Regions from separate parts of the Homo sapiens genome. Here region 2 is linked to region 1. The links are chromatin loops, found by intact Hi-C in ENCODE. Cell type or tissue: heart left ventricle. All regions are shown on one strand. Each heading gives the region's core, and the rest is flanking DNA. Links, peaks and the distances in the headings are about the cores only. Region 1 holds the start of NPY5R (neuropeptide Y receptor Y5). Region 2 has its middle 49 kb from the start of NPY5R.

Region 1 (11,255 bases), core at 2,565-7,564:
GCAAATGTAGACAAGAACTTCAAGATACATGCTTTGCAATCACTCATTAATATTATTCTCCAAGTCAATATACCTGGTATGTAGTATAGTCACATAATCTTATCATAAAAATTCCATTTATTTCTATCTCAATCTAGGCCAAACTTAAAAGTCACTTGTCCTGGTCAACTCGGCTGGACATGATCTCCTCTTCAGAACTCCTGTTACATTCTGTTTACAGTTGTCTGATGCTACATATCATAATCTGCTTTCATTGCATTATAATGCCTACCCATCTACCTTGTTTATTTACAAGCAATGGAAAAGCAGAAACTATCTCTTACTCACTTTGGAATCCATCCCAATACATGGCAGAGTAACTTCATCACTGCAGGTATTAAATAAATGTTTATGAGAGAATAAAACGTTCAAACAAAACTCTAGTAACAAATATCACCTAGTTCGTACAATGTTCAAATTTATGCTCCTTGAGAATAGGATCACTATCTCATGACCCAGATGCATATAGTAGGCACTCATTAAATATATTTATCAAACTCTACTGTTGACTGTGTGGACGCAATGCTGGATGATGACATCTTTCTGTGACCAATCCTCAATGGTTTGAGATGTGCCAGATTATCTCTGATTAGGACAACCACTGACAGACTAGCAGGCTGTTGGCGTTTTAAAAAAACAAACAATCAAATTTCACCTGTTGATTAATTTAAAAACTGTGTATAGATTTTGGCTTATGAACGAGTCAATGAATTCATTGTTCAAGGAAAACATTATACCTTAAACGTAAATGTAGCAGTGATATTAATATAACTCCCGGTAATAAGTTTTCTTCATTTCAAATTAAATTAATGTCATACATCAATGGCATTACGTATTTACCTCTACATATTAGACTTTTGATGCTACTGCCTGATGAAGCACTAAATTGCCTATAACATACCAATAAGAGGCAAAAGGACTCCCTCCTCTCGTTTAAAAAAAAAAGGACTTTTTTTTTTTTTTACCTTTTTATTTTTCTTAGAAAAAGGGTCTCATTCTGTTGCCCAGGCTGGGGTGCAGTAGTGTGACCACAGCTCATTGTAACCTTGAACGCCTGGACTCAAGCAATCCTCTCATCTCAGCCTCCCAAGCAGCTGGGACTACAGGCACGTGGGACTACAGGCACGTGCCACTACATCTGGCTAATCTTTCTATTTTTTGTGGAGATGGGGCCTGGCTATGTTGCCCAGGCTGGTCTCAAACTCCTGGCCTCAAGTAAACCTCCCACCTTGGCCTCCCAAACTGTTGGGATTATAGGCATGAGAGGCATGAACCACTGTGCCCAGCCACTTTAATGTTCTTTTAACAAGAATTTCCTACAGAAAACACAAACCAACAAAGAAATTAATTCCAATAAATACATTGTCGTAGAGATTGTGATATATATAGTTAAAAAACCACTTTTGTTACCTATCAATATATGTTTATCTACTTATTTCTAGATCTATAATTGAATAATTATACTAAAACTATAAAAATACATGTTTATTTAAATTAATAGTAAACACTGTTATCTTTAATTTATGAGGGACCTGCAGGTCTTCGTTCAATAAATTTCCAAATGGCAAATACTATTGTGTACATACATTCATTACAAATAAGTTTAACTTCAGTTCTATGTGTAGCAAGTTTCAAACAGGATGACAGAGTCATCATTGTGCTATGAGAAAAGTTACAAGTTTTTCACAACTTCTACAAGTGATTCTATGTTGACCAAATTATTTTCTGGAAGCTAACTACATCCTTTTAAAGGATAAGTTAATTCAAAGACTTAGGATTGTATTCATTCATTCTTAGACCCTAGCCAACAATTTACATTGATATTGCCTCAATGACAAAGAACACCTGGTACAAAAGTGACTCGCATGACCTACTGAATCATATTATTCATCATATTCCCAGTCAATGGCCTCTCAGCACCTACTCTGGATAGGTCAGCAAGCTTCTAATCAAAACAGCTTTGACTGGTGCTTTTGCCTAATTTCCTGAGTTCTGATGATCCCCTGGCTCAATTCAGCTTATTCATGATCCTATTTATATTTATAATTGTGTACAGGCTGCTTGTAACTGCAATCCTGCTTAGTTGTTCTTCTCTTGACTTACTTTCTTGAATCAATCCTTTCTTCTAACTTTGTGGCAGGTCAGTTGTTACCGATAGCCTTTCCTTGTAACACCTAAGCAAGAACAAGAGAGAAATTAGATGGCCCCTTCTACAACGGCTTTGTGCCTTTTTGGAACATGTAACTGTGGATGATACTTACTTAGTGTAAAATTGCTGTCCAAAATTTTTTGAAGAAAGAGAAGATGCAGCACAATTTGTGGTAATAGAAACAATGTAGTTTTGAGTCTAAAATTCAGATTTTTCTCCATTCCATGTGGTTAGACCTCTCTATTATATTCGAATGGAGATAAAACTCTTAATTATTTTCATTCTAGAAATGATGTTTAATAAAGCATATTACACATAGTGGATGCTAAGTAAATATTTCTTACCAATCGTTTTAGAAAAGCAGTTTAATTTCCCTTGCTTTAAAATAACAGAAATGAATCATTCTGGCAATGTGGGAAAATTCAGGATAGAGTATGACTATATTTTTGTGTGTACATATATATGTGTGTATATGTATCTTTATATATACATTTATAGAGAACCATTGAAATTATAGATGTTTCAAATGGCCCCAAAATGCAATGAGGAGGAGATACCTAGACAGACAATAAAGATAGTTTAGCACTTTAAATTTGGATAACTTCATTGATAAAGGCTATCACACAAGCAACATGCAACTAAAACTGTAAGATATATTTACAACATTTAAAAAATGTAAATGAAAAAAGAAGTATATCCATTTCCACGACTGTGCAGTCTGTTATTAAAACTTTTATTTTAAATATATGCACATAAAATATTGAATGCATTAAATTGTAAAACCACATCTCCTTAGTAAGAAGATGAAATAAATGCCATCTTGAGTATTCATTGGACACTGGAGAAAAAACTGAGGATGCTTCTTTCATTCCTTAAAACATTTGAGTATTTTAAGAAAGTAGATAATTTATATATAATTTTAAAGGGTAGGCTCCTTCTATTAATGAACAGCTAAGAATGATTAGTTGTTCCTTCTTTTATTCATTCAAAAAGTATTTATTGAACATATATTCTGCTAGGTGCTCTGCTCTGCTCTAAGCATAAAGACGACTAATGCAAGGTGCTATGCCAAGAATATTCTATATAGATTAATTCAAGCTCACACCCTGAGTAACTGTAGATTGCTGAGATATAAAAGGCCCCAAATTGGATGATGAATGAATTAATAAATGAATGGCATTCTCCTGACTGATAGTAATATATTATTTCTCTATAGCATGGACACATGCATTACTGCTGAATATAATGAATACTTTATGTAGCTACTGATAGATTGATAAGCAAATTTAAAAAATTCTCTCTTAGCATTCATTCATTCAACATTCATTTATTCATTTTATTTTGGTGTGACTGTAGTCAACTTTCTCCTGCTCTCCCTCTAGCCCCACCCCACACCATCTACCACATAAACATACACACATGTAATATCTAATATATAGTCTGCACAGAATGAACATTCTGTGAATCTTTGCTCCAATGAAGGAAGAATTTCTTCTTACGACTAAATAATGAATATTGCAAATGCTGGAGGCAGGGAGGGGGGGTGGGGGAGGGGTGGTGGTGGACGTGTAGTTTTTTTAAAAGTGCCTCCTGGTAGCCAGGGGATAGTTTAAACATTAGGAAAATTTTGTACAATAAGATTTAAGTTGAAAATCTAAGGTACAGGAACGCACTTAAAATGAAAAAACAAACAAAAAAGCAGGATTTTTTCCATTAAACTTACCCTTTCCCTTCCTTTTTCCTGAAAAACACAATGAGCAGACCTACAATGGAAATCCAAATTTCAACAAGTGTTATTACGAGTGCTGTACATTTTTATGCAACATATTTTATCTATTATAAAAGTAATGATATATGTGAATCTTCTGAAATTGCTATATAAATTATGAAATATAGCCAGAGAAAAAATATTTTAACATGGAATATTATTTGACAAGAAATCTGATATTGACAGCATGAGACTTTTGTCATACCTAATTACTATATTTACTCATTCTCTTTTGTATTAGTTGTATCTCCCACCATCAGAATTTCCAGGCTGAAACACAGAACTTTAATCTCTGAGTAAAAAGTGTGAAAAATAAAAGTTCTTTATTAAACTATGGCAACTTATAAAAAATAATATCTTTTTAAAGGTTTACTGGAATTTTCTTATAAACTCTTCTATATCTGACACCTAGACAAATGAAACCTTCTGAATAGATTTTAAGTATTTTAAGAAAGTAGATAGTTCTCAAGAATAATAGGAGGAACTGCAGGGAATTCAAAGGATATTAAAAGTCTGACTTGTACATTTAAATAAGGTTTCTTTGTTTGAATAATTTTTTGCTTTATGAAAATACACATCATTCTTTTCACAAAGGATGACAATCACACAAAAGAATAAAATATATGTAATTCTTTTTCCTCCTGCAATGATACAATATCAACTATTGTCTGTTTTGCTGTGATCGTGGAACAGCAGCATGATTCCATGTTCTCAAATATTCCCATGGTTTGTTCTTAAAGCCAGAATCTGGCACAATTTGAATTGGAAAGATAAATACAGCTCTGCTCAGCTGACAAACACACAGGCATGCACCACCCTCCCTTCCAAATTCTAACAGCAGAGTTTCTCTTCCCTTGAGAAATCTGAAATCTAAAATTGCATTCGGACTGCAAAATTCTGCTGAAAGAGCCTTAGGCTATTTTCCATGGTCTAAGGTAAAATCGTTTTGGCTTTGGTCCAACACAACGCCTCAGTTCCTTTAAAAGATTAACTAAAGGTCTGTGAACTTGGAAAAAAGAATTCCCGTTTCTGGAATTCGAGTTCTATGGATGTTTGTTATTGCTCGCATTTGTTATATGAAGACACCTCGCAAACAGGAGCGCAAACCTTAGAGCGCAGCTGCCTCCCGGGCTCGGGTCAGCGCTGGACCGCGCGGCAGCTGGACGGCCTGAGTGGCGCCCCGCGGGCTGCGCCCCCGGCCTCGCCAGAGACCCGCTAGGGTTGAGCCCTGACCCGGGCACCCCGCGGGCTGCTGTTCCCAGCTCCGGATGCCAGCCGGGCTGCAGCCAGAGCGCGTCCAGCCGGGGGCAGCGCTTTGTCCATCCCCCGCCCCATCCCCAGGAGGCTCCTTCGCGGATCCCCGACACTCTCCTCCCGGGTTCGGCCCGCGCCTGCTCCACCCGGGTGAGTTGGGAACCGGAGGGACCTGCTCGGCACGAAAGAATTCAGCCCAGTACCCTCTCCGCTGTCTCTTCACTCCTGACAAGTGCCTGTTCCGCCACCCTAATCCCCATTTTTCCAGCCGCGCTCCCTTCACCTTCCCCACCCCGCTCTCTTGGGACCCCCGACAACGCCCTGGCACCAGAGACGGGTGCGGGCTCCCAGGGACCTGCGCAGACTCGCAGCCCGCGCGGGGACCCGCCACGGCCCCTCGGTGCAGGCCTACCCGGCGCGAAAGGGGTTGGCAGGGAGGGGCGGGAGCCCGTACCTCGGGGCGCCCCGGCCGCTGCAGGCCCTGGGCTCCCGGGAGCGCGGCCCAGCGCGATCGCTCCTGCACCCCGGCGGTGGCGGCAGCAGCGGGAGCAGGACCTGGAGGCGGCGGTGGGGAAGAGGGGGCGGGGGTTTAACGGCGTCTCGAGAACACGTGACTGTTCCGGGGACCCCCGAGACCCTGCTCCAAGGCGCCTGCTCCGCGCCAGCCTCTTCCAAAGCCGGGGGCCGGGGGCGTCCCAGACCTACGCCGCTGTTTGGGCGCTCTAGGGAGAAGCCACAGGGCCCCGGGATGTCGTCCCTTCACCCTGGCCTCGGGTCCCAGGCCGACCAAGTTAACTTGATGGGCAAATCGAGTTTTGCCGGTCCAGCCCTCAACCCTGTGTAGTGAACTCTGAGAAGTCTTGGACTGGTGTGAGGATGGCTGTGCCCCTAAGTTCTTAGTATTCCTGAGAACAAGCTTCGACTCTCAGGTTTTATCTTTGTTTGGGGTGGGGGACGGTGGGGGGTGGTGTGGTGATAGAAAGAAAGAAAGAAAAAAGACAAAACACTGCTCTTCCTTTGCACCTCTTTGAAGTAAGGAAGAGTGGAGGTGGGGAGGCTGACCCAATGTTCAGGAGAGGCAACAGCGTCTGCGGTAATGAGCCCAGCAGAATAGAAGGGAAGTTTCCCCACTCCAAGGAGTGGCAGCTGTGGGTGTGGGCAAGTGGCAGGAGCAGGGGAGTGAAGCTGAAATGAAATCAACGCTGCTCAAGACTATATTCAATAGCAAAGAGAAGACGAAGGGCTAAAAACGAATTGTCACAGGTTAAAAAAAAAAAAAGACGGGAAAAAAGCCCACACAAAAGAAGAAGAGAAAACCTGTCCTTCTGTTCCTTCCCAACATGATTTCCATCCCTAATGTTTCCAAATCTGTATTGCGCAGGTTTGCTTTATTTTTAGCTAATCATTAGGTGGCAGGTACTTTAGGCGCGCGCGCGTGTGTGTGTGTGTGTGTGTGTGTGTGTGTGTGTGTGTCTGTGAGAGAGAGAGAGAGAGAGAAGGAGAGAAGGGAGAAAAGAGACATTGGGTAGATGTCCATGTGTCTTTGGACATAGCTTTACCATGAGAAAGGGTGTAGTTATTGTACCCTTTAATACTGAGAACTATTATGTAACAGACAGCATCTCCTGCTGAGTAGAGTCGTGTGGGATAAACCGAAGAGAACTGTACCCCTTGGGAGCAATGTGACTTGTAATTCTAACATCTGGGGCAGACATCACTGTTACAGAAGAGGTCAAAGAAAATTTTTTGTGTCCCCTTTCTGCTGGATTTCAGCATTCAATACTCAGGGGATCTGTATAGATTGCTATTTCATCAGTCAAAGAGTCATCCAAGAGCTTTTAAAGAACTCAAGTAAACACAGTTCCTGTTTTATTCTTCTGTGTGTTATTTCTGAAATATTAATATATTCTCCCCAAAAGCTTAACAGAATAGGCCGTCTGAGCAGGCACCTGGGATTCTGCAGTAAGGAGTAGGGGATGAAAGTGTCAAGAAGGGATGACCTTGAGAAAATAAGGCTTGTTTTTTAGACTTTCTTAACTCCACTGTCTCTGCGGTTAATGCAGTACACATTGCCACATAAATTTCTATCTTTCCATCTCTTGCACAGTCATAACATGTACACTTCAAATACACATTGTCTTTAAAACAAATTCCAAGTGAACCCCATTGTGACTTTCAAAACACTAGTCTATGCTACAGGCTTTTGCATATTAAAAGTATTAAAAAATCTTATTTTTTATTTTCCACAAATTTGTTTTCTATTTTGATGATATGAACCTTTAGGTTGAAGTCACTGTTATTAGAGTATTGAAAATAAAAGGCTACCTGCCACTGATACAAAGATTCTAATTAACCTGGCTATTTTCCCTTCCCACTGCACCCACAAACAAGCAAGTCTCAAAAACAGGAGTTGGCATTTCTTCTTTAAATACACGTGACAATACACAGTATTAAGAACACTTGGAGTGGACAAGTTATTAAGAGTTTTTTTGAGGAAATTATAAATTTACAAATTTAAGCAATATGCTACATAAAGAGGAAGATATGAAGATAAGTGTGTTTTTACCTTTAAATTTCCCAGGGGGGATTTGAGACTGATCATCATTACTCTTTGTAGAACATAATAATTTTATTTTTATTTTATGGAGTAACATCTTAGCGAAGGGGAATACCAGAACAGAAGTAGTAATGTCCACCTCTGTTTTATGTATTTTTCCTACTCACTATTTATAAAATGCTCATTTGGGAAATTAAGTTGGATTTTATGCATGTTACAAAATTAAACTGGCTATTGCCCTGTTATTACAGTTCATTATCAGTTATGAAAGAAAGCTTATCTGTAAAGGTAAAAGTTAAAGGTGACTTGGGACTCCTAAGACAAATTATTGAACGATAAAACAGTCACCCAACAATTCCTGGGGTAGTATTTTGCTGAGGAACATGGCTGTGGTTCTTGTCAAAGCTACTGCTGCATTTTAATAACAGCTACTATTTGTGGAAAGCAATTACTAAAGTGTTTTGGTATAATCTCAAATGATATTTGACTTTGATATATTAGTTATAGAACAAGTAGAGGTAAATAAACTAGAGAAAACAGTATTATTTTACTTTATGCATTTATTTCTCTGAGAATTTCGTTGTATTCCTTAAGGGTAAATGTTTCTTCATCCACTTTTTCTATCACGGTAAATTTAAATCCTTAATACTTAAAAGATGTGTTATCAAAAATATTTTATGATGCTCTATGCTGCATTGATTTCTTTGGAATAGTAATAATTTGTCACATAAATCAATATTTAGGACTTCAAATGAGGAGCCAACTTCTTATTATGAAATACATGATTTTTTTTTGAACAAAAAAAAAACCCAAAAGCTATTGAAAAGAAGTTTAGCCCAAAGTATTGTGTGCATTGAGTCCATTTCCCAGGCAACTTAACGATAATTGTGAGGTCCTACGGGGGCATCATTAACATTGTATTGACTTCTGATAAACACTGTGCTCCTTAAGCAACACTTTATTTATCCTTTTGATGCCCTAATGATTATACCATAAAACAGTGACTGACTTTCAGAGAGAATGTATAATTATTTTTACTAGCAAATACTCATGTTAAAAATACATACACACATAGATATGATACAGATGTATTTTATATGTTCATGTATTACATACATATTTTTATAATAGACACTTATCAGAACACCTGAGTTGTAGCCAGGCTTGATCTCAAATTAATGGTGTGGCTTTAGATAGGCACTTGATTTTTCAGTCTTCGTTTTCTTTATAAAATGAAATATTTTGAATCGAAGATCTGGAGTCCCCTTTGAGACCTGACTACTTATGACTTTATGCCATTAATTAGCATGCATTACAAACATATGTGTAGAAAAATCATATTTTTAGATCTTCAGAAAAATTTGATAGCCATAGGCATTGTTTATTTTCCCTCTATATTAAAATTTACAAAGAAAATACTGATGCTAAAGTTTTCCATTATTATTGGCACATTCTCTTCTCTGCAGCTAGTATTAACTATATTTCATGTATTCATTTCAAAAAGTTATGGCTGTCTTACATATCAGTACTTCATTCTTTAATTACATTGTTTTTCAGTTTTGCAGCACAAATATATATATATATATATGTACAAGAAGAGAGCATGGATTCCTTTGAAAATATAACATTTTATTATGTCAATCCATATATAGGCCATACAATTATTTCCTTTTGTAGTTTAAAACTCCTCTGAGAAAAGATAAGTATCCTGTAATATTTTTAAAAATGTTTCCATTTCCTATCTATTTTTTGTAGTTAATATTTTAAATCTAATTATAAGTCTAAATATAGCTTTACTATATTTAAGTGGAAATGAAAGGGAAACGGTTTGTTTATATTTGGTATATTGGTTTGTTTTAATCTTTAAAAAGAATGTTTACAGAACTGTTCAAAGCATAAGCTCAGGACCAAAAGTTGAATGATATGCCTTTTAAAATGTATGTTACCACATTCTTAGTCTTATTCTCACACGTAATACAGCTATTAAAATATGTTATTGAACAGGTAGAAAAAAATATGAGACCGTTCCTCAAGTAGACATTATAAGCATTTTCAAAGGAAGTAGGGTCCATATTCAAGTTTATACCTAATAGAGGAGGCAGAGCTAACACATAAGAATATCCAAAAATATGAGGCAGATCATCAGAAGGAGTGTATTAGTAAGCAGACTATGCATAAAATGTATATGCATAAAGTAGCAATCATCCATCATAGCTGCAAATGCTGAAGACACTTTTTTAATGTTTGAGATGAACAAATGGGCTTGATTTGTGATATTCAAAAATTTTTGTAGTCCTACCCTATTCCTAGTTTTTCAATCTTTCAACAAAACTTCTTCAGTATCTTATAATGTGTTAGATGCCCTTCCAGGCTCCTAAGTTTAAGAGATGAAAAAAAAACAGTCACTGTCAGTAAGAAATCAGAGTATAGTTGTAGATATGTGCAGCTACATAATTAATGGCAATACAATGTGATAAGTTCTGCAATTGAAATAAACTCTAGGTTTATTTCTTATTTATATTCCTGGGTAATTCATTCTTAAAAATAAACTGGGGATGTAACAGAGGGCTTTATACCTGAGAAGACACTTGAACTGAAATGTAAAGGGTTGGTAAGAGTTAAACAGGCAGATGGAGGGGATGGAGAATCGAGAAGTGTTGTAATAGCATGAAGGTGAGAGAGTATGAGGCATTCAGAATCATGTAAATGGTTTCGTATGACTGCAGTGTATAGGGTAGAGGATGATACTGAAAATGTTGATTAAAAAGGATGTCTTTGGCCCTTCACTTGAGACACCTGGATGGAAAGCAGCTAAAAGATTTAAACTGGGAAGCTGTATGACTGGATGGCTGTGAAAGAAACTGATGGATTTAGACCATTTAGAAAAGAAATAAGTAGAGCTTGATAGAGGTGAAAGAACACACGTGAGAGATACTTAGGAGATAAAATCAGTGGCAATCTGAGACCAGTTGGATTTGTGAGTGAGAGTGAGAGACGGGAATACATGGGACAATTCTTAGGTTCTGGCTTGAGGGAGAAGAATGATGCTACTGATCAGGTCCATAAGCAGAGAAGCACAATGTCCAAGGAAACCTGAGAGGGATCTGTACTTTTGGTAAAGATTGAGGGTTGGGTACATGCAAGCATGTAGTTGATAGCAGAGGGTGTATTTGTGTGTTAAGAATGAAAAAAGGAGAAGATTAAGATTGGGATCTCTGGTGGATTCTGGTAATTTGGGGGTTGGTCAAGGAAGAAACAAGACCACTAAAAGCACAAGTTTATTTGGGTGGCACTTGCAGGAGGTTGCATGACAGGAGTAGTCCCTCCTAGCAAGAGAACTTCTAGAGACAATGATGTGGGGTACCACCTAGAAGGGGCAGAAGGGGAAAGTAGAGAGGAGACTTACATGTGTGGGTGATGTCACTCAGCAACAAACGGGGGAGCCTCTGGGTCAGAGTCCTCTGAAGGGAGCTGTGGTTTGGTGTCTT
Region 2 (11,255 bases), core at 3,470-8,469, 48 kb before region 1:
CTTGAAACCTTTTTATCAAAACATTTAAAAGATGTTGTTTTACTGTCAGTTATAGATATGTAAGGAAAAAATAGTAAAACTAGTATTTTTTTAATACACTATAATTTAAAACATTAGAAATGTTGAGAAGTAATGGGTTTTCTTTGTAAAAAACTTAGCAAGAATGGTTGGAAATGTGCTTGCCTTCTTTTTGTATAATGACACAAAGCCAACATCTTTTCTATGCCTTTGCAAATTGTCATACTTCCTTCTAAATTTGAATCAACTTCCAACGTTCTATTCTTTATGTTTTCTATCTCTGGAAGATTCTTTAATGAAAAGTTTGTTGCTAACGTCCCATCCACTGGGACATGTCACCATACCACCTTCCTCATTTATGTTGATACATTTACCTTGCTAAGTTCCTCTGGTTACATATCTAGAGTCTCTCAAACTGCATCTGTGTCAATATTTCTATAATTAGCTAATTCTTCTATGACTGCACTTATGTTTGATTTGAATTTCATTCACGGCATTATCACTTTTTGTTTCTTTGCTGCACCTGTGTCTTTATTGGCCAATTCCCTTTTTCAGTCATCTTTTTTTTTTTTTTGTAAAATATCATGTGTTTTCACTGAAAAACAAGGAAGAAATGAAACTACTTGCCTTGCTATCTGAACATGAACCAAATAAGAGATGTGCCACAACCGATCACCAACAGACTTTGAAAGTGGTGTGTTTTGTCATTGATCATGATGCACATCTGTTATTTCGGTAGTGATATGTAGACTAAAGAGCTAGTGGTGGCCGGGCGCGGTGGCTCACGCCTGTAATCCCACACTTTGGGATGCCGAGGCGGGCGGATCACGAGGTCAGGAGACCGAGACCATCCTGACTAACACGGTGAAACCCCGTCTCTACTAAAAAAAAAAAATACAAAAAATTAGCCGGGCGTGGTGGCGGGCGCCAGTAGTCCCAGCTACTCAGGAGGCTGAGGCAGGAGGATGGCATGAACCTGGGAGGCGGAGCTTGCAGTGAGCGGAGATCGCGCCACTGCACTCCAGCCTGGGTGACAGAGCGAGACTCTATCTTAAAAAAAAAAAAAAAAAAAAAAAGAGCTAGCGGTGAAGTTGGTGCTTTATGCAATTACAGTTAATATACCATGGTAACTGAAATATGAACTGCGTTGATAGAAACTAGTAATGTTTAACTAAACCGTAATAACTGAAATGTATACATATCAGAACCATGCAAAGAGATTGCCTGTAGTGAAATATCTGCTTAGCTAAATTGTATAACACATCATGGCCCAAGCAACCCTACTTTGGGACCCTTTTACTAAAGAAAACTGTGGCCAGGCACAGTGGCTGACATAATCCTAACACTTTGGAAGGCTGAGGCAGAAGGATCACTTGAGCCCAGGAATTTGAGACCAGCCTGGGCAACATAGTGAGAACTTGTCTCACAAAAAAAAAAAAAAAGAAAAGAAAAAATCCAGGCATGGTGGTGTGCACCTATAATCCCAGTTACTTCAGAGGCTGAGGCAGGAGGATAGTTTGAGCCCAGGAGTCTGAGGCTGCAGTGAGCTAAGATCACACAGCAGCACTTCATCCTGAGTGACAGAGCAAGATTCTACATCTACAAAAAGCAAAAGTAAAAAAAGAAAACAAGTTTTCTATCCTCTAGTCATAAAGAGTCAGCATCTCAAGTGTTCAAGGCAGATTCTAGCAAAGAGAAATACTATGCCTAGCAAAACAGAATTGTTTAATATCTATAATTGAGTAAAATAAAAAGTTTAATAAGCGTAGGACCCAGGTCTGTGTTATACTCTGTATCCCTATTGCCTATTACAATATTTTCCATGTGGTAGACATTAAATAAATGTCTGTTGATAGGATGCATGAATGAATACATTGATAAATATCAATATGATTAAAATTTTGATTAAAAGACTGAAATATAATAAAATTTTGTGTTTAATAAAATGAATAATACATCATAGATTAGAAACTACATTCCTTTTAAGCTTCAAAGACAAAGATATAAAGTTTAAATGAATGGCCGAGTAGCTTCAAAGTTTCCCACTGATTAGAAATACAACATGCTTCATTCAAGATTACATATTTGGAGCTTTATCACAAGACTTATTTTTCTCTCTTTTTCACTTCGAGAGACAGCTCACCATCCCAGAAAACTGACTGAGTGGGCCTCAGACACAGTAACACCTGCTATCTCTTTAGACTGGGAATTGCCAAATGACTTTTAAGCAAAAAGAGCAGATAATACCTCATCGCATTCTCCAACACTGGAGGCCGGCAAAATTGAAGACAAACAGAAAGTGAAAGGAGAGAATGGAAGCCATTGCATCCAGCAGAGAGTTTTCACCATTTCCTTAACGTGGAGGACTCTAAACTGTCAACCCCACTCTATATTGTTCGCTATTCAATTATGCTTAGTGAATTATACTGTGCATAGCATAGGGCTCACATTTCATAAATATATAGATTATGAGAAGCCTAAATGGCTGTTGTCATGAATATTTTGTTGTTTCAAGTGAGCAGAGAAAGAACATAGCGCCTTTTATAGAGTGTTGCATTAACAATAATTAACTATCACATTAGCAATACTTGATAATGTTAAGAAAAAGGTTACATTTGAAACCATGTTTGTTTAAAACCTTCCACATTTCAGTATTATTTTATGACAAATGATATATTTGGCAATTGCTAAATGTCCTGTTTTCATTAATACTGGTGAATGGAGAACATATAAATTCTTTTTTAAAATAAATTTTATTGTATATACTTAATTTACAAAACATGACGTTATGGAATACAAATAGGAAAACGGTTACAATAGTGATGCATAGTAGTTTGCATCTTTTTCTTATCTCTTTGTATTTCATAACATCATGATGATTCCTTATCTTCATCTTACATAGTTACATAGTTTTTTTTATGGCAGGAGCAGCTGTAACCCACTCATTTAGCAAAAATCCCAAATACAATTCAGTAGTCATCCCTTATCTGTGGTTTCACTTTCCAATGGTTGCAGTTTCCCAGGGTCAGCTGCAGTCTGAAAGTATCAAGTGGAAAATTCCAGAAATAAACAATTCATGAGTTTTAAATTCTGTCTTGTTCTGAGCAGTGTGATGAAATTTTGTGCCATCCCATTCCATCCTGCTCAGGAAGTGAATCCTTCCTATATACACTACTCTCTAGTTAGCCACCAACATCATCTGCATCTGACATCCAACCATCAACACCATCATGGCTTCATGATCCAGGATCACCCAAAGCAAATGATTTTGTTTCTGACGAATGATCAGAGAGTCAATAGTAGCCTAATGCTAGGTCACAATGCCTGTGTCATTCACCTCACTTCATGACATCATGTAGAGCATTGTATCATCTCACATCATTACAAGAAAAAACGTGCGTTCAGCACCGTAAGATATTTTTAGAAAAAGAGAGAGACTACATTCATATAACTTTTATTACAGCATATGTATTATCATTGTTTTGTTAATATTAATAATTGTTAATATCTTACTGTGCCTAATTTATAAATTAAACCTTATCATAGGTGTGTATACATAAGGAAAAAATACGTAGCATGTATAGGGTTTGGTACTCTCTGCAATTTCAGAAATCCATTAGGGGTCTTAGAATTTATTCCCCGCAAATAAGAGAAGACTGCTGTACACTACTATTAACTATGGTCCTAAAGTTGTAAAATTTTTATAGTAAATGCTATCAGTGGCACAGCCTTGATTTTGCTGATGACAACACCTGTTAATTACAGGTAAAGTACCAAGTGCCTGTTTTGCAAACCCAAATTCATGAAGTCAAATGAACATCATTGAAAACCCCTGTCGAGTGAGCATCACACCAGTTTCTTTATTTGCTTTCTCTCAGAATTAAACAGTAAAAAGAAAAATGGAAGAAACTACAATCACTGAAGGATCAAATCACTGCCTTTATGTAGTAGTTATCTTCTGAATTCACATTCAGTTTCCATTATTATCTAATAACATGTAAATCCTGCTTTACAGCATTTGAATTTCTTAGCTAGAAATGAATACTTTTGGGAACATGAAAAAGATTAATATTAACAGGAAAAAATTAAGAGATTCTTTGGTTGCAATATACATGCTAAGTTTCCAAGGAGCATACAATTTGTATTCAAATTCTATGAAAGAGTAGTGAAGTACATGGTACTTTCTATTCAAGTAAAATTCTCATATTTAAAAAATAAGCATGTCTACTATTTTAGGCCAATTTTATAAAATATTATGAAGCTTCTTTATGTAGAAAGAAAAGGTTTATTTTAGTGTGTAAGGATAGAATGCCAAAATTGTGTTTACTAGAAATATTGCTGGGCTTTGGAATTTTAAAAATAGTTATTAGGGAATATAGGTAGTAGTAGGTGAATTGGTTAAATTTATGATATCCTTGAATAAGACTGAAGTCCTGTACCATCCTATGTAGTTTGTTATATAGAACCAAAGTGTGGTAACCTGAGGAAACATGAAAGTACGACAGCAAATGATATCACGTGTGGCCTTCCGAGAAAGAACAGCAACATGTAGCCTAACAGTGAATGTGCAGCAATCCGAATAGTTTGCGGTTGAAAAAGCAAGAAACAACTGTCTACCACAATAAGCAAATATTAGTTTTGTAAATGTCCCCAAATAGGAAAGCCCTGTTGATTGCATCTTGTTCTTCTCAGTCATACACACAGTTATTGCTTTGATCATCGTCAGTGGCATCATTTTATAATGAAACAGACATGCTGAGGGTTTGCAAAAGGGATTTGCATCTTAGTGATTTGCATTAAGTAAAACACGCTGCTTGCTTAAACAGCCACATTTATGCCTTTTCACACATTACCCAGTTATTATTCAAGTAAAATACCATATACTGAATAACCGCAGTTCTCTACCAAAATCCTCATTTATCTAAACCTTGAGCTATTATTCATGAACTGTTCTATCATTCTTTTTCCCCCCTGATTTAAATCATTTTTCTAGGAGGAAATGAACAATAACGGGTAGATATACAAAATTTGCCTCAAAGCTATTATAATTTATAAATATAAGAAAACACTATCATTTGATGATTCGATATTATTTGGTCTGCAGAGTATCTGGCAAAGCTTGAAAACCTTAGCTACATTTTCTCTATGATTCTAGGTTTTGTATGTTTCTATGCTAAGGTATAAAACATGACTGCTTAAATTTAAGGGCAGCAGGACAAACCAACTGTTCACACATTTCTTTCTCAAAACCTTCTTGTCCTTCACAGTGGCAGAAGTATTCTGACTCACTAATGGTGGGTGAAACTACCCTAGTGCAGTGACTAGAAATGAATTGGTTTAAGTTTCATCCCATTGGAGGCATGTTCAAAAATGTATAAAAAGTGATACATACAGATGGTTAATTTTTTAAAAAAAGATTCTAACAGCACAAGAGGATAAAAGATGAAGTAAAATGTTCTCCCCTAAGGCTGTTCCAAGTCTTACTATCCAACTGGGAGTCTTCCCAAAAACCTTTCCAGGCATATACAGATATCTCTCTATGAATGATAAGGGATTTCTTACTATTGGTTCAAGTCTTTTAAAATCTGTATCAATTTCCTGTTTTTGGTTGTAAGAAATTACCACAAGTATAGTGGCTTAGAGAATAAACAAATGCATTACCATAAAGTTCTTGAAGTCAGAGGTCTAAAATGAGTTGGCAGAGCTTTATGGGAGAAACAATTTCTTTATCTTTTTCAGCTTCTAGAGGCTGACTGCATTCCTTGCGAGTAGCCCCATATCCCTCTGACCTCTTTCAGAAGAGTCACATGTCCTCTGACTCTGATCTCCTGCCTTCCTCTTTTAAAGACCGTAGCGATTACTTTGGGACTACCCGGATAATGTAGAATAATCACTTTATCTCAAGATCCTTAATATGATCTGCAAAGTTCCCTTTGCCAAGCAAGGTAATTTGTTCACAGGTTTCAGGAATTATAACACAGACATCTTTGGAGGGCCCTTATTCTTCCCACCACGGTATCCCTCAGTAAAGCTTTTATTTTCATTCAGATCCTATACTTTTCTTATTTTGTTTATTCCTAATTATGTTATCTATCTTTGCCATTGTTGTTATTGCTGACTATTGTTCATACCTAGAGTTTCATCTAAAATGGGTTCTTTGGAAACTTGGAAAACATTATTTTTCTCTAGTGACAGGGCTTTCTAAAGATCCTCAATTAAATGCAGGAAATGAGCTGTCCACACCGAGAACTCCTAAATCCAAAGAACTATTTCCTGGAAATATCTGTCCTTTTATCATCATTTGGACTTGTCAGCATCAATTGATGGTTTCCTCCTGCTTGAGAAGCTTTTTTTCACTTGTTCTCAAAAGGCCTTTCTCTCTTGATTCTCTCTGCTTCCCTTGTTGCTCCTTCTCGGTATCCCTTGTCATTCTACCACATCCTATCTACATTTGTGTGTACAGTATTTGTATTGTTAATCTTCTCTGGGTGTATTTATTCTCTGAGTAATCTCCAGTCTCAAGCCTTTAAATACCACCTCTGTTCAGAAAACTTCTAAATTTATGTATCCAGCTCCAAACTCTTCCCTTAATCCCAAATTTGACAATTCAGTCTCTCTCTCTTTCTTTTTTTTTAACAATCTCTTCATAAATATCTAATTGGCATTTTAAACTCACATGTCCAAAGCAGAATTTTTGAACTTCTTTACCACCACCCCTACTAAATAATCCTCTTCCCTCCCTAGTCTTCTCCAGATCAATATGACAACCTCTTTCACCCTCCTGATTAGGAAATAAACACACACTCGCGTGTGCATACACACAAGACATATTTGCCTCTTCTTTTCTCACATCCCCTTCCAATTCAACATCAAATGTTGATAGTTCTACCTTTAAAAATATTCAAGGCCTCACCATGTTTTAACCACCTCTAATCACTAACATGCTAGTGCAAGAGACCATTATCAATCACTTGGATTATTGAAATATATTCCTTTTTGTGTTCACTCACTTATGTCACTCAGAGTGGCTCTTTCAAAAAGTTTAATAGATCATATCACTTCTCTGTTGAAAACTCTCTGGCTTCTAATTTATTCAGACTAAAAATTCTCCACATTTCGATATTTTGGTAGATTTGGTAGATTGAGAGGATGGACATTTTCTGCTTAGATGGCTACAGGGAATGTGGTGTTTTTGAAGAGGGAAGTTTTCTACTTAATCTAGATAGTAAAGGTAGTATCCTGTGAAGAGGTTTAACATGTAAATGAATGATCTGTTAGGCAGAGTGGAAATGACCGATGGGTCAGAGAAGAAATTGGGAACTTGTGCTTGGATTGTGACCTACGATATCAAGAACATGAAATCTGGTGGAAGTGACATTTCTGAGAATCCAAATTTAACACTGGTTTCAGTTTAGACTAAGGCTTCATAGATTCAGATTTAGGCTAAAAGATTTAAGGCAGGGTTGTTGGTATACTAAGGGGAAGCCCTGGGGACCAGCATATTAATGGCAGTAGGAAAAATAGAGAACCCCAGATAGAAGTAAAAACCAAGGAGACAGAATTGGTAACAATGAATACAGCAACCCCTTTCTATCTGCTGATTCTCCAATCAATGCCAACTGATGGAAGTTCTTAGATTCATTTTATTTAAAGGGGTCACTTCACTTCTAAAATGAACTATTCTTATTCATTTATTTATCCTTTGAATTCCTGTCACCTCCATGGTCCTTCCAAATCCCTTTCTCCATATCAATTTTTTATTAAAGTTTTTTTATTTTAGTAACAATTTGTTAATGAAACTTCATTTCTTCAATAAACAGGGGTTAAACAAGACAGTAAGACTTCTTCCGCTTTGGTGTTTTTTAAGGCAGCTACATAACCTCAGTACTTTGTAAGGCCACAATGTTCTGTCTCATGTGTAAGAATGTATTTTGGTCATTTCATAAGCTTTTAAGTCATTAGTACATTAGGACAGTTCAATTTCTCATGACTCATATTCACAAAAAGATCAATTATTGTTAATATCTTTAACCCCATCTCCTGGACAGTAAGGGCAAGGTTTTCCGTGGCAAAATATTTTTACTTTTGTGCGATAGTGTCATGTTTCAATATTCCATATAATTATCTTTGGCTAGAGATGTCATTTCACTTGTATCCTTTTATGACCTTTCTTAATTATGATCTTAAAATAAATGTGTTACAGAGACACCATCAGAAAAATTACCTGTATAATGATGCCTTAGGTCTGCAAAGTGGTGTGTGGTTTTTTTTTTTGTTTTTTTTTTTTTGGTGTACAAACCATCTATACCCACATTATCTCTTTGGTCATCAGAAGAACACGGTAGGCTACACCTGGATCATCACACCTGCTTAAAGAGAAAAAATAGTAATCAACAATGTTTAGTAGCTTGGTGATAAGTATCAGCAACAATTCCAGAACACAGACCTTCTGATTCCTAGTCTATGGTTCTTTTCATTTTGTGATACAATGGTCATTAAGGAGTTACACAGGCAAATCCAGGAGAATATATAATTTAGAATATGGATAATTACATTGTATTATAACTGTTATGATATTCATGTTTTTGCCCAATGGAGAGTCCTTTTAAGTTGATACCCAATCAAAAAATTTTACCTTGTCATAATGAAACAGAGGATAAAATTTCTTCCCAGGGAAGCCGTGCTGAAAGACCAGAGAACACTGGGACATCTGATGAAAGAACAGACATCACTCAGAGCAGAGACAACCAATCAGAGTGTTCGTAAATAAAACTGTTGACAGGTATTTTGCAGGGCATAGGGAAGAAAATCGGAGCCCCACAGACAATACAATAGGTAATGACTCTGTATTTTAATGAACCTTGTGTAATCGTAGAAGTGGAAACCAGGTATTTTCTACAGAGTATTAAATAAGCTTTCTGCTAAAAGTAAATGGCATTCAAGCACAGACATGTGTGACAGAAGAACAGTGGAGAACACACACACAAATCAGCAGCAGCAACAAAAGAACAGAAAAATAGGTACCAGATACAAACAGAAACAAAGAGTTTAACCTCACGTGGTTAAGAAGTTTCTCCAATTCCTAGAGAATGGAAATCCACAGCTGTTGGTAATTTAAATATATATGATATTCAATATATATTTATATTTAACATATCATATTTATCATATATATTATGTATACAGAGAGAGTAGTGATTTATACGTGTACATTAATTACGTGTTTGCGATTAGATGAGATAATTCAGCAGAGGATTTGCTATATAACACCCACTTGAACATTAAGTTCCCTTAATTTAGGATCCTATGTGCAAGTTGTGCTCTGCAAATCTCTGAGGGGCACCATTCACATAGACTGTGCTAGGCATAGACTATATAGTGAATGGCCCCCATCTGCTTAACTGTATTTCAGCTGCTCTTATGAATGTATGCCTTATCTCATCATCCTCTGCTCAAATTAACTTTGTGTGTGTTGGAGAGTGTGTATTTTCTCATCCTTGTTTCAGCTCAGTTGTCATCTCAGAAAGACTTTTTCAAAACACTTGATTTAGTATCCTCTCCAACCACGTTCAGTCTGTACTTTCTTACTCAATTACATTGTCCTTGAAGGACTTCCCATTACCTGAAATTTTCCTATTCATTTATTTGTGGTTATTGTGATTTTCCTGCCCCATTAAAGTCCAAACCTCTGTGAATGAGCAACAGCTGAGGTAAAGTCCTTGCCACGTAATAGGTACTCAACAAATATTTAAATATCAGTGAAATGAATGAATACAATATCAAATAATGTTTTGAAGATTAATGACATAATGAAGGTAATCTATCTGGAACAAAGTGTCTGAAATTTACTAAGAAATCTATGATTTTTGTTTTTTGTTTTGGTTTTGGGTTATTTTTGGCCATGTTCTGACATTGATATCACCTCTTTATATACAAGCTCAATTCTTTAGCCCTCTTTTCCTTCATCATGTTTTCCTGGAAAAAAAAAATTCCAGTTCCGGTTAAATCCAACTCTTCACATACCCCTCCCTGCTGCACCTACACATCTGAATGTGGCTGGAGAAAATCACACCATCTTGTGGCTTGGTCTTTTTAAAAATTCATTACTTAAATGCAAATAGGGCCCTTGAGCTGCTTTCTCTAGTTCATTTCCTCTCTCTTCTACTCCTCCTAAATGATTTAATTTCTTTTTGTCTCCTAAGAGCACCACCACTAATTCTTTCCTTAGTTGATAATCTCTTTTTATTGAGAAAATAAAAGTAATCAAAAATTCCGCAAGCTTCACTAAGACATTACCTATCTCCATCTGGGCTGGGTTACACTTTATGGCTGTGGGACCAGCGCAATCACCTATGGACCCATGCTTAGAAGGGACTACACTCACTTCATGGCTGTGGGACAAGTGCAATCACATAGGGACCCATACTCAGAAGGCACTGCACTCAGGGTTTAATCCTCTGTGGATCCCGTCTTAAAATAACAATTCTTAACACTTTTGTCTTTGAATTCGTGTTTTGTGTGAAGTCCAATATGACAACAGAGCACCCTTGAGGGACTTGGAAACAGCTCACAGGTCCTGCCTCGTACTGCTTCTCTGCCTGACCCAGATGGGTTCTTGTTCACTCAATCTCTGCCCCAGCCTTCCCCTCCCCTGACACCCTCCACATAGGGTTGCAGGTTGGGTTGGACTGGTGGTCTGAATTCTGCTGTCACCCTCCATGCCCGGAAGAAGACCTGGGCCCTAGTGCAGGGTGGGTCAGGGTCAGGCACACCCCTGTGGGCATCTCGGAGCAAGGCAAGGAAAGCTGGTGTGGCAGCTGGACAGTTCATGCAACAGGCATCTAGGCAGGGGCCTCTCGCCCACTTCTGATCCAAGTCCTGAGTACATCTTGGGGAAAAGATGTAGTCTCTTCAGGGGTTACCCATTGTGAGGGTTAATTTTATGTGTCAACTTGGTGGGACCAAAATGCCCAGATATGTTGTCAAACATTATTCTGAATGTTTCTATAAGGGTATTTTTGATGCAATTAGCATTTAAATTGGTAGATTTTTAAAGCAGATTGCCCTCCATAATATGCGTGCGTGGACCTCTTCCAATTAGTTGAAGGCTTCAATACAACAAAAGACTGACCCATCACAAGTGAGAGGGGATTCTGCCAGCAGATTACCTTCGGACTTGAACTGCAGCGTCAGTTCTTTCCAGGTTTCCAGCCTGGGAAGGAAGATTTTGGACTTTC

What was found. Hi-C counts contacts between places; a loop is a spot of excess contacts. Peaks named below come from ENCODE experiments on the same cell type or tissue, not always from the same donor. Only the 100,000 strongest peaks of a DNase experiment are listed, where the experiment ranks them.
Region 2: a loop joins it to region 1, with 2.0 times the contacts of the local background. A loop is called at or near these places in 2 of 110 quality-filtered maps.

What each region holds. Positions count from the first base shown.
Region 1 is chr4:163,338,410-163,349,664 of GRCh38, reverse strand. It overlaps NPY5R (neuropeptide Y receptor Y5), which reads right to left and starts at 5,773. Exons shown (of 4, transcript NM_006174.4): 1 at 5,665-5,773; 2 at 3,912-3,951; 3 at 2,143-2,213. It also overlaps a transcript of NPY1R not described here. In heart left ventricle, for the core only: no CTCF peak of the experiment used is centred there; a DNase peak (open chromatin) is centred at 5,324; H3K4me3 peaks cover 2,302 bases; H3K27ac peaks cover 1,071 bases; H3K27me3 peaks cover 4,290 bases.
Region 2 is chr4:163,387,032-163,398,286 of GRCh38, reverse strand. No RefSeq gene overlaps it. Among named protein-coding and RNA genes, the nearest start is that of NPY5R, 49 kb to the right of the region's middle. In heart left ventricle, for the core only: no CTCF peak of the experiment used is centred there; no DNase peak of the experiment used is centred there; H3K27ac peaks cover 478 bases.